Regions from separate parts of the Homo sapiens genome. Here region 2 is linked to region 1. A link is a loop called in an ENCODE intact Hi-C map of the cell type or tissue named here. Cell type or tissue: Calu3. All regions are shown on one strand.

Region 1 (5,000 bases):
AAAGAGGAGTAGACCACACCATCACATCCCCTTCTTTATTATCTCGAGAAAAGTATAAAGAGTCCCTGTAATTAGATGGAGCCTAAAATGAGAAAAGTTTAAGAATATACCTAGAAGCTGCCTGCTTGACCAATCTTTAACCGCCAATGCCAGACCACCCATTTTCATATCTACTTATATTTTATTTTACAAGTAATATAAGCACAGCATGCATTTATTTTTAATAAAGAAAAAAATCACTTATAATCCAAGCACCTCAACTTAAGCACTGTTAACATTATATTTCCTTTAGTTTTCCTATGTGTATTTGGGTTTTTACAAGCAATGAATTATTAATAAGATGTAATTTTGGATCCTGCATTTCACCTCACCATAAATACTTTTTCCATGTTGTGGCATAACTTCATAACATCGTAATGGCTGCATAATAGTGCATTAAACAAGTGTATCAGCATTCACTTACCCATTCTTCAATTATTAAGACATGTAAATTGCTTCCAATTTTATGCTAATCTAAATAATGTTACAAAAACATCTTTGTGATTTAACCTTTTTCAATATTGTAGATTGTTTCTTCATGATAGAATCCCAGAAGTGAAACTGATGGGTCAAGAAGCATAAATGTTTTTAGACAACCCACTAAAAAATAAAATTAGCAAAACACCAGAGTCCCATGAAATCCCTCCCTCATTTAATGAAAAATTCTCCCGCTCTCATTTTTCCACCAGGGCAGAGCAGGGCTCCTGGGAGGGAAAGAAGCCAAGAGAAGCAGTGTAGTATCCCAGTGGCTTGCGAAATGGCAGAGTGGAATGCGGGCTCCCCTGTGAATCCAGCTTGCATGCACTTGCCCCAAATTGCCACCCAGCCAAGAAGCTAATTAGTAAAAGCATCAGGTGGGTGAAAACAGGTTCATGGCCTGTAATAGCTTATATCATCTTTCATTTTTGCCCTTGGAAAGATCTGACAGTCAGCTTGAAGACATTCAGTTCTTGTGACCCAACCTGCTTACATTCTGAGAATTGAATTTGTCAGTTTTTAGATCCCAATCTTCAATATATCTTAAGGGACATTTTGCTGTATAGAACTAAGCAGGCATGATCAATGAGCCTGTGTGTGTAGCTCTATTTTCAGCCTCAGTTAAGGTGGCACATTTAAGGTCAGCCCTGTTTAATACTAGATGACTAAGTGACACCTGTCTTAAATGGTCAATGTATTATAGACAGAGGTTGATTTGCAGACCTGACCATAAAAATCATCCGGTCCTAAAGCAGGGGAGGCAATAGGTCAGAGATGCCCCTGGTTTAACAACAGTGGACACAACAGGCATTCCTTCCGTGACTTCTTAGCCAGAACTCTCAAAATAAGGCAGTTCTGCTGTCCATCTTCTCTTTGAAGATTTTTCCCTAATCCCTCTCCATCTATTCCTGACCTCAACTCTGCTCAACATGGAAAATGAATTCTCTATGATGACACTTATCACAGCAAATTTTCCATAAACTTTTACTGAGCACTTACTGTAGCCAGACATTGTGCTAGGTAAGGCCTAGGGTGGCAATAAATAAATAAATAAATAAATAAATAAATAAATAAATAAATAAAAAGAGAGCCCAGTACTTGAGGAGCTCCCAGTCAGGCAGAGGAGGCCCAATTCAACGGGAAAACAGAGGTATGAGCTAATAGCTCCGGCAACACATAGGGCTCTGCAAAAAACCCTGGGCTACCTGAAAAAGCTCCCAAGAGGAGGAAAATATCAAAAACCTATAAGCTGAGTAGAAGACATGGAGTGTGATGACCAATTTGACATCAAAGATAGGTTGAGATATATCTTTGGGAGTCATTAGCATATGGATGACAGCTAAGGTCATAAGAGAGGGCTGGACCATATTGACTAGGAACAGAACAGAACCCAGGATGAAACTAAACATGGACTTCTGGGGAAAAAAAAAAAAAGATCATTCAAGGGTTAGGTACTTTGCAAATGTGGGAGGGAAAGAAATTCCTTTATTTATCCCGATGGCCTTTCCTCCCATATATCTCCAAGCTAGACCTTGCAATACACAGCTCCAGGGACAGAAATCCCCAGCTGTAGTGTGGAGAGAAAAAAAGAAGTTAACTCTCACCTTTTAAGCTTCTGAGTGCCCTGGTAGCAATCACTATTACGGGTTGAGCCAGAAATGGAAAGGGAAGTTGCTAGACTGTAAGATCTTAGAGGGCATGGGCGGGGTGCGTGATTTTTCATTGTATGCATCCCAATACCTAAAACATTAACTGGTACATAAAATGTGCTTAATAGTTGCATACTGAGTGAATGATAACTTCCCCAAAACTTTGCTAGAGGCCACAGCAGGAGAAGAAAACAAAGAAAGACATGGAATAACAATAATAATAATGTTATTATTACCTTTAGTTTCTCAGCCTTCCTTCTAAGGAGACAAAAGCTCTTTCACTCTGCTATCTTATTTGTCCTTCTTAGCAGCTCTGTGGGGAAATAAAGGCAGATGTGATTAATTCCATTTTAGAACTGGAGAGGGAAGCTCAAGTCCAGAACAGATAGCTAATCATAACTAATTGGACCAGAATTTCACTGTTGCCCATTGGTAGGGCCAGCATTGGAACCCAGGTCTTGCGACTTCCTGCCCTGTGCTTGGTTCTAAGACATAACCCTCCACAGAATTGCCCCTCCAGTTTTTAAGAGGACAGTTCACAAGAGAAATTCATTAGGAAAGCAAACTCCTGAAACACTCTAACAGTATCTTGAGCAAGTGAGTGAGCTGCATCTAAAAGAAAGTAATCTGTTTCCCCACGCCAACACTGGGATGACTAAACCCAGTTCCCAGTGGGGCTCTACTAACATAATTGAGAGCTCCCTGTTTCGCTGTGCCCCTTTTCAAGGGAGCCCCATCTGCCTTCAGTCTGGTTTTTGTGTCTGAGTGGGGCTCAGGTGCTGACTGCAGGTGTGGCATCCAGCAGGTGTATGGACAGGAGCCAGCATTTCATATCTTCATACCAAAGGGCCTGAGTCACTCTCTGAAGGCAGAAGGCAGCCCCTCCTCCTCCTGCTGTTGCCTTGCAAGCACAGGGAACCTGCCTTGCCTGAGGTGCCACTGCAGAACTGAATCTAAACCCTGCCTTCCCAAGAAGGACTAAGGTGAGATTAAACCACAAATCATATAACCCAGCTAACTTTCTTATTTGCACAAACTACTGCAGGCATACACCTACACCGTGGGCACAGCATATGGGAACCTAGGTACAGAATGACCGTCACCTAAAGTGATGCGGGGAAAGGAGGGCCACAACTGGCCCATATTTTACATTTGGCTATAAAGCATTGACTCTACTGCAAATGGCCCTAAAATCTCAGAAGCAAGTACTCACCCCCCTAAAAAAAGGTGGAGTACAGTAAAAAGAACCTGCTAGAAATCTTGCACTCCTGTTCTCACCATAACCTCTTTCCTTCAGGCTTCCAAGGGAGAACCACTTAGCCTGGTCACAGAAAGCACCAGGTCAGAAAATTCATCATGTTCCCCTAACCAAAGCCCAACTGGTCCCAGCCTGAGGCAGACAGAATGTTCCTGGGAGTAAAGGGGGGGGGGGGGTCATCAAAATTTTCTTAGCTTCAAAAACTGTTTGCTTTTTAAAAAAACAATCTGCCTCCCCTACTCTCTCTCTCAGGCACACACACATAGACCAAAGAGAAACTAATTGTAGAAGAAAAAAATGAAATCTTACCTTAATAAAATGGTTTGTTGTCATTTGTTCTATTTCCCTAATTCATACGGGAAATTCAAATAAGCTTTGGTTTATAGCCCATGATCCAGAAAGCAAAACTGGCTACCACACTAAAATGTGATCATTGTATATAAACATAGTAAAACAAAACTCTGAACTGAAAATCTAAATGTAATAAAGAGGAATTAGGTTTCTTCAAAACAGGCAATCTAAATAATTTTCCCCATCTGTGATTTTTATCTTAGTTTGCTATCACATGGAACAAATGTCACTAATTCAATGCAAATACATGCCCCTTGAAAACAACCAAAATGAGTAAGGGATGTACTAATTAGCTTCCTAATGGGGAAGGTTTTAATTGAGCTATTCTTTAACAATCTTCATCAAAGTTTCCAGGGCAACTTCATAAAAGGATGTCAAACCTGGCCCATATTTTTATTCCCTTAAAAATAATTTTCAATACACAGAAACACAGAAAGCTGATTTCTCTTCAATGCTGTTAACACTCAGGCCACTACATTTTCTGATGTCAGCAATCCCCTTCCCACAAATATTCCAAGTATGCACCACCGTCATTCTCCTTTCAATTATGTGGTTTCTCTGCTCCTTTACTGATTGAGTCCAGGCCTCTCGGATAATGAGAAGCATGTGCAGGGAAAATATGCTCTTAAAAAACACATACATCAGTTTTATCTGCATTATAAAGAGGAGAGCAGATCGTTTGTCCATATCAAAAAGATTGAAATGTGAAGTTTGCTATGGGGTATATATAAGGGGAAAAAAAGATCAGTATCAATGCCTAAGGTTGATAGGGGGGCGGCACAGTTATTGTGATCTGATGTGACACCAATAAGAAGAAGGGAGACTCTCCACCAAATCCACCCTTTCTAGCTTGGCCACATTTATATTTCATGTTATCTTAATGTTTCTTTTGGGGGTATTTAAGTTCTGACATACACATGGAAATGAGCCACGAATTGTACAGCAAGCATAAATATTCCATCATTAATAAAATCCAGCTGTGTATAAAACACTACAATGGCTGGGTTTCAGTTACTGGCTATCATCAGTATGTGTCACAAGCAAATATTACTGAAAACTTTCTCCCTTAAAACGTGCATGCGCACACACACAGAAGTTTGCTTTATTCTTTTTCATCTTTTGGAGGAGCTTTGAATAACTCACTGATCTCTATAGCCCTTTTCAACTAACGTTTCTTTTTGAAGCTATTTTTCACCACCCTGTAAGATGCTAGAGTCCTCTTATTT
Region 2 (5,000 bases), 1.2 Mb after region 1:
TGCTGCACTTTATGTGAATAATCAGGCTGATAAAAGAAAAACTTCAGCCAAATTAAACTTAAAGGAGTTTAATTGAGCAATGAACAATTCGTGAATCAGGCAGACCCCAGAATCACAGCAGATTCACAGAAACTCCAGGGGTGCCTCGTGGTCAGAACAAATTTATAGACAAAAACGGTAAAGTGACGTACAGGAATCGGATGTGAGGTACAGAAATAGTGAGATTGGTTGCAGCTCAGCGTTTGCCTTATTTGAACGCAGTTTGAACATTCAGCAGTCTGAGTGGTTGAAGTATGTCCACTGAGTTTGGCCAACACTCAGCAATTGTTACAGGTATATACTATTAAGTTAGGTTTTCAACTTTGTCTGACTATTCAGCTAGGTTACAGTTCATTCTCAAGGACTCAAATATAGAAGTATGGAGTCCTTCTCAGGCCATATTTAGTTTGCTTTGACAAAGCAAACTATAATAAGCCTAATACTTACGTTGCATACAAGCTGCTAGTATTAAAATTTCTCTTTAATAGAAAAAGAGGGCTAGAGAGAGACAGAGAAATTGTTTCAAAAGAAAAGTGTATAACATTTGTTACTAGATTTTAGCCCTGATTTTTGTTTTCCAGTGCAGAGTGAACCATGAATTATTTCTTGGCTACAATAATCCTCTAAAGGATGCTAGATTATAATTCTTATTCATGGTTTTAGCTGATGCCCTCATGGAATAGATTCATTTTTCTGTTCTGACACACAAGTACTCTTTGTCAAATTATTAATGTTTTTTATTTCTCCTTGTTTTATTTCCAGGGAAACCAAATCATGGTATTCTGAAGACCAGAGATGATAATCTCCCTCATTTGGCTTCCCACTGGGTCCGATCTGTTATTCACTACAAATGCCCAGCTGCTAAGACTACACAAGCACACTCCCTGTAGGCCCAGGAACTATTGCAGAAGAAATGGGTGTATGAGATTTTAAGGGCTGGTTTTTGAGGGATATAATTAAGTCAAGGTCACAACCTCCAAATGAAGTTTGGGTACAAAGATGCCTAAACAGCTGGTAAAACAATGGCCTTTGCTTCTTGAGCTATTATGGGGCACCTTTGCATCCACCCCAGCTATTAAGAATTTCCTTCTCCTGGGCCAGGCACGGTGGCTCATGCCTGTAATCCTAGCACTTTGGAAGGCTGAGGCAGGTGGATCACGAGGTCAGGAGATCGAGACCATCCTGGCTAACACGGTGAAACCCCGTCTCTACTAAACATACAAAAAATTAGCCGGGCATGGTGGTGCACACCTGTAGTCCCAGCTACACTGGAGGCTGAGGCAGAATTGCTTGAACCTGGGAGGTGGAGGTTGCAGTGAGCCGAGATGGCACCACTGCACTCCAGCCTGGGCAACAGACTGAGACTCCATATTAAAAAAAAAAAAAAGAAAAGAATTTCCTTCTCCTGTAGAATGAAAAGAAAATAATTTTTGATAGGATAAACATACGCCGTGACAAAGCCTCCTGGGTATAAGACTCCCAGCTATGAACTGTACAGATAGATATATATTTCTTTAAAAAAATGTTTTCCAAACAATGCTTGTGTTTTATAGAGCTAATTGCTATAAGTCTGTAACTGAAACCAAGATTACAGTAACTCAACAAATAGAAGTTTAAAATAAGCCAGCTTTGGGCCAGGCACAGTGGCTCATGCCTGTAATCCCAACACTTTGGGAGGCCGAGGTGGGTGAATCACTTGAGGCCAGGAGTCCAAGACCAGGCTGGACAACATGGTGAAATCCCGTTTCTACTAAAAATACAAAAATTAGCCAGCTAATATAATTTACTTTTTTTTTTTCTGAGACAGAGCCTCACTCTGTTGTCCAGGCTGGAGTGCAGTGGTGCGATCTTGGCTCATTGCAACCTCTTTCTCCTGGGTTCAAGCTACCTGGGAGACTGAGGCAGGAGAATCACTTGAACCCAGGAGGCAGAGGTTGCAATGAACTGAGATTGCACCACTGCACTCCAGCCTGGGCAACAGAGTGAGACTCTGTCTCAAAAAAAAAAAAAAAAAAGTAAATTTTGTAACCTCTCCTTTGGCTTTTTGTTTGTTGGCTTTCTACTTTAAAAAATAATAATAATTTTAAGGGGTAATAAATGCCTGTCCACGTCCATTTCTATCTCACCTAGAACAATTAGTTGGATGTAAGTCTTGTTGACCCTAAGTCCCTTGGCCACTTAGCCAAAGGGAGGGACAGAATGGACCCAGGGCAGGCAACCATGGCATCCCGGCAATGCTTACGGGACAAAAGCGAGGACTAAGCTATGATGTTTTTATCTTGCCCAAATTCCTATCTAAGGGGTCTGGGGAGTCATGCCGTACAAACTATAAATTCTCATCAGATGGTTTTTATTTAACCCTATATATTGTGACATACTTTCCAACCTGACTCTGCCATAACACTACGAGACAAGGAAGAAAATAAAAATATTTTACCCCAAAACATATTTCTTTGCCATATCTTGAAATGGCCCTGTAAAGCTGTTTTTTTTTTTTTTTTTTTGGTGGGGGGAAATTTGCATCTGTAAAGAATCTCTATTAACATAGCTAGATCTTTTTATTCCAGGCCCTCCCAATCCTAAAAAAATTAACTAAAGTTCTAGCGCCTTTTAAACATCTGAATAGGAAACATTTGTCATCTATTGTCTCTAAGGGAAGCCACTATAAGACTTCAAAAGAACCTTGATCTCCACAATCTTTTTTTTTTTTTTTTTTTTTTTTTTTTTTGAGATAGCGTGTCGCCCTGTTACGCAGCCTGGAGTGCAGTGGCACGATCTCAGCTCACCGCAACCTCTGCCTCCCGGTTCAAGCAATTTTCCTGCCTCAGCCTCCCCAGTAGCTGGGATTACAAGCGTCTGCCACCACGCTCAGCTAATTTTTTATATTTTTAGTAGAGACGGGGGTTTCACCATGTTGTCCAAGCTGATCTCGAACTCCTGACCTCAGGTGATCCACCTGCCTCGGCCTCCCAAAGTGCTGAGATTACAGGCGTAAACCACTGAGCCCAGCTGGTCTCCACAATCTTTTATCTTAACCTGTACATTTCTTTCTATCTATCCCAGGTCTTTAGACAAACTCAACCAGTTGTCAACCAGAAAATGTTTAAATTTACCTACAGCACTTTGAGTTGTCCCGCCTTTTGGACCAAACCAATGTATTTCTTAAATGTATTTGATTGACCTCTCATGCTAAAACCAAGTTGCACCCCGACCACCTTGGGCACTTGTTCTCAGGACCTCCTGAGGGCTATGTCATGGGCCACGATCACTCATATCTGGCTCAAAATAAATCTCTTCAAATGTTTTACAGAGTTTGACTCTTTTCATTGACAAAAGTACAATTTTGTGGCCATTGATGTTGCCTCTGAAAAATCTTGGCCAGAAAGGGGAGAATGTAAACGAAAAATAAAATTTAAAAGTCCTCCAGCAACCCAACTGAATGGACTCCCTCCTTGGCCAGGGCACCCTAAAATGTAACCTGAAAGACTGGTTGAGGCTGTGATGGGAAGTGGGGGTTGGACATGCCTCATTATACCCCTCCAGTATTAACATCGACACAAACCTTAAGTCTGTTAATAAACATTTACAGTCTGTTCTCTCTAATGCCTGCTACTTGGAGGCTTCATCCGTATGATAAAACTCAGGACTCCACAACCCCTATCGTAACCCTGACATTCCTTTCTGTAGATAATAACTCTTTCAACCAATTGCCAATCATTTATTTATTTATGTATTTTTTGAGACGGAGTTTCACTCTTGTTGCCCAGGCTGGAGTGCAATGGAGCAGTCTCGGCTCACTGCAACCTCCACCTCCCGGGTTCAAGCAATTCTCCTGCCTCAATCTCTCAAGTAGCTGGGATTACTGGCATGTGCCACCATACCTGGCTAATTTTGTATTTTTAGTAGAGATGGGGTTTCACCATGTTGATCAGGCTGGTCTCAAACTCTTGACCTCAGGTGATCCACTCACCTCAGCCTCCCAAATTGCTGGGATTACAGGTGTGAGCCACCGCACCAGGCCCAGGGTATGTTTAAATCTACCTATGACCTGGAAGCACCCACAACCCTGCTTCGAATTATCCTGCCCTGCCAGATAAAATCAATGTAAATCTTACCTGTATGGGTAGATGCATTGTAGCAGGACGAGCCACAGACACCGAGTTGAGGAAGGAGAGGGCTTTATTTGGCCAGGCGCGTCGGCAGAGTTACGTCTCAAAAAACTGAGCTCCCAAGTAAGCAATCCCTGTCCCTTTTAAGGGCTTACAACTCTAAGAGTGTCCGCGTGAGAGGGTCGTGAATGATTGAGCAAGCAGTGGGTACATGACTGGGGGCTGCATGCACTGGTAATCAGAACGGAACAGAACAGGACGGATTTTCACGATGCTTTTCCATACAATGTCTGGAATCTATAGATAACACAAGCAGTTAAGTCAGGGGTTGATTTTTAACTACCAGCCCCAGGGTGCGGCTCCGGGCTGTCTGCCTGTGGATTTCACTTCCGCCTTTTAGTTTTTACTTCTTTTTTCTTTGGAGGCAGAAATTGGGCATAAGACAATATGAGGGGTGGTCTCCTCCCTTAGCATTATGTCTCCCTAAAATGTATAAAAGCAAGCTGTACCCCAACCACCTTGGGCCCATGTCATCAGAATTTCCTGAAGCTGTGTCACATGCACGTCCTTAACCTTGACAAAATAAACTTTTTAACTTGATTGAGACTTGTCTCAGATCTCAAGCTCCTTGTCTCAAGAAATTCTCCCCGCTCAGCCTCTCAAAATGTTGGGGTTACAGGCTTGAACCGCTGCACCTGGCCACCTTAAGACAATTTAACTGGGAGGGAGTGTCTACTGAATTGTTGTTTTTCAAAGGCTTTCTAAATATTATATTTTTAAAGCTGAGAAGCAGTTATCTTTTATTTTTCAATTGCCAAAAAGATAGAAATTTCTTAACTCTCCATCCTTTTT

The links. Peaks named below come from ENCODE experiments on the same cell type or tissue, not always from the same donor. Only the 100,000 strongest peaks of a DNase experiment are listed, where the experiment ranks them.
Region 2: it touches region 1 in a loop (10-fold over the local background); 1 of 110 quality-filtered maps calls a loop at or near these places.

The regions. Positions count from the first base shown.
Region 1 is chrX:112,829,893-112,834,892 of GRCh38, forward strand. AMOT (angiomotin) reads right to left here. Exons shown (of 14, transcript NM_001113490.2): 2 at 2,402-2,478. Among named protein-coding and RNA genes, the nearest start is that of AMOT, 8.4 kb to the right of the region's middle. In Calu3, no CTCF peak of the experiment used is centred here; a DNase peak (open chromatin) is centred at 3,019.
Region 2 is chrX:114,054,850-114,059,849 of GRCh38, forward strand. No RefSeq gene overlaps it. Among named protein-coding and RNA genes, the nearest start is that of XACT, 440 kb to the left of the region's middle. In Calu3, no CTCF peak of the experiment used is centred here; no DNase peak of the experiment used is centred here.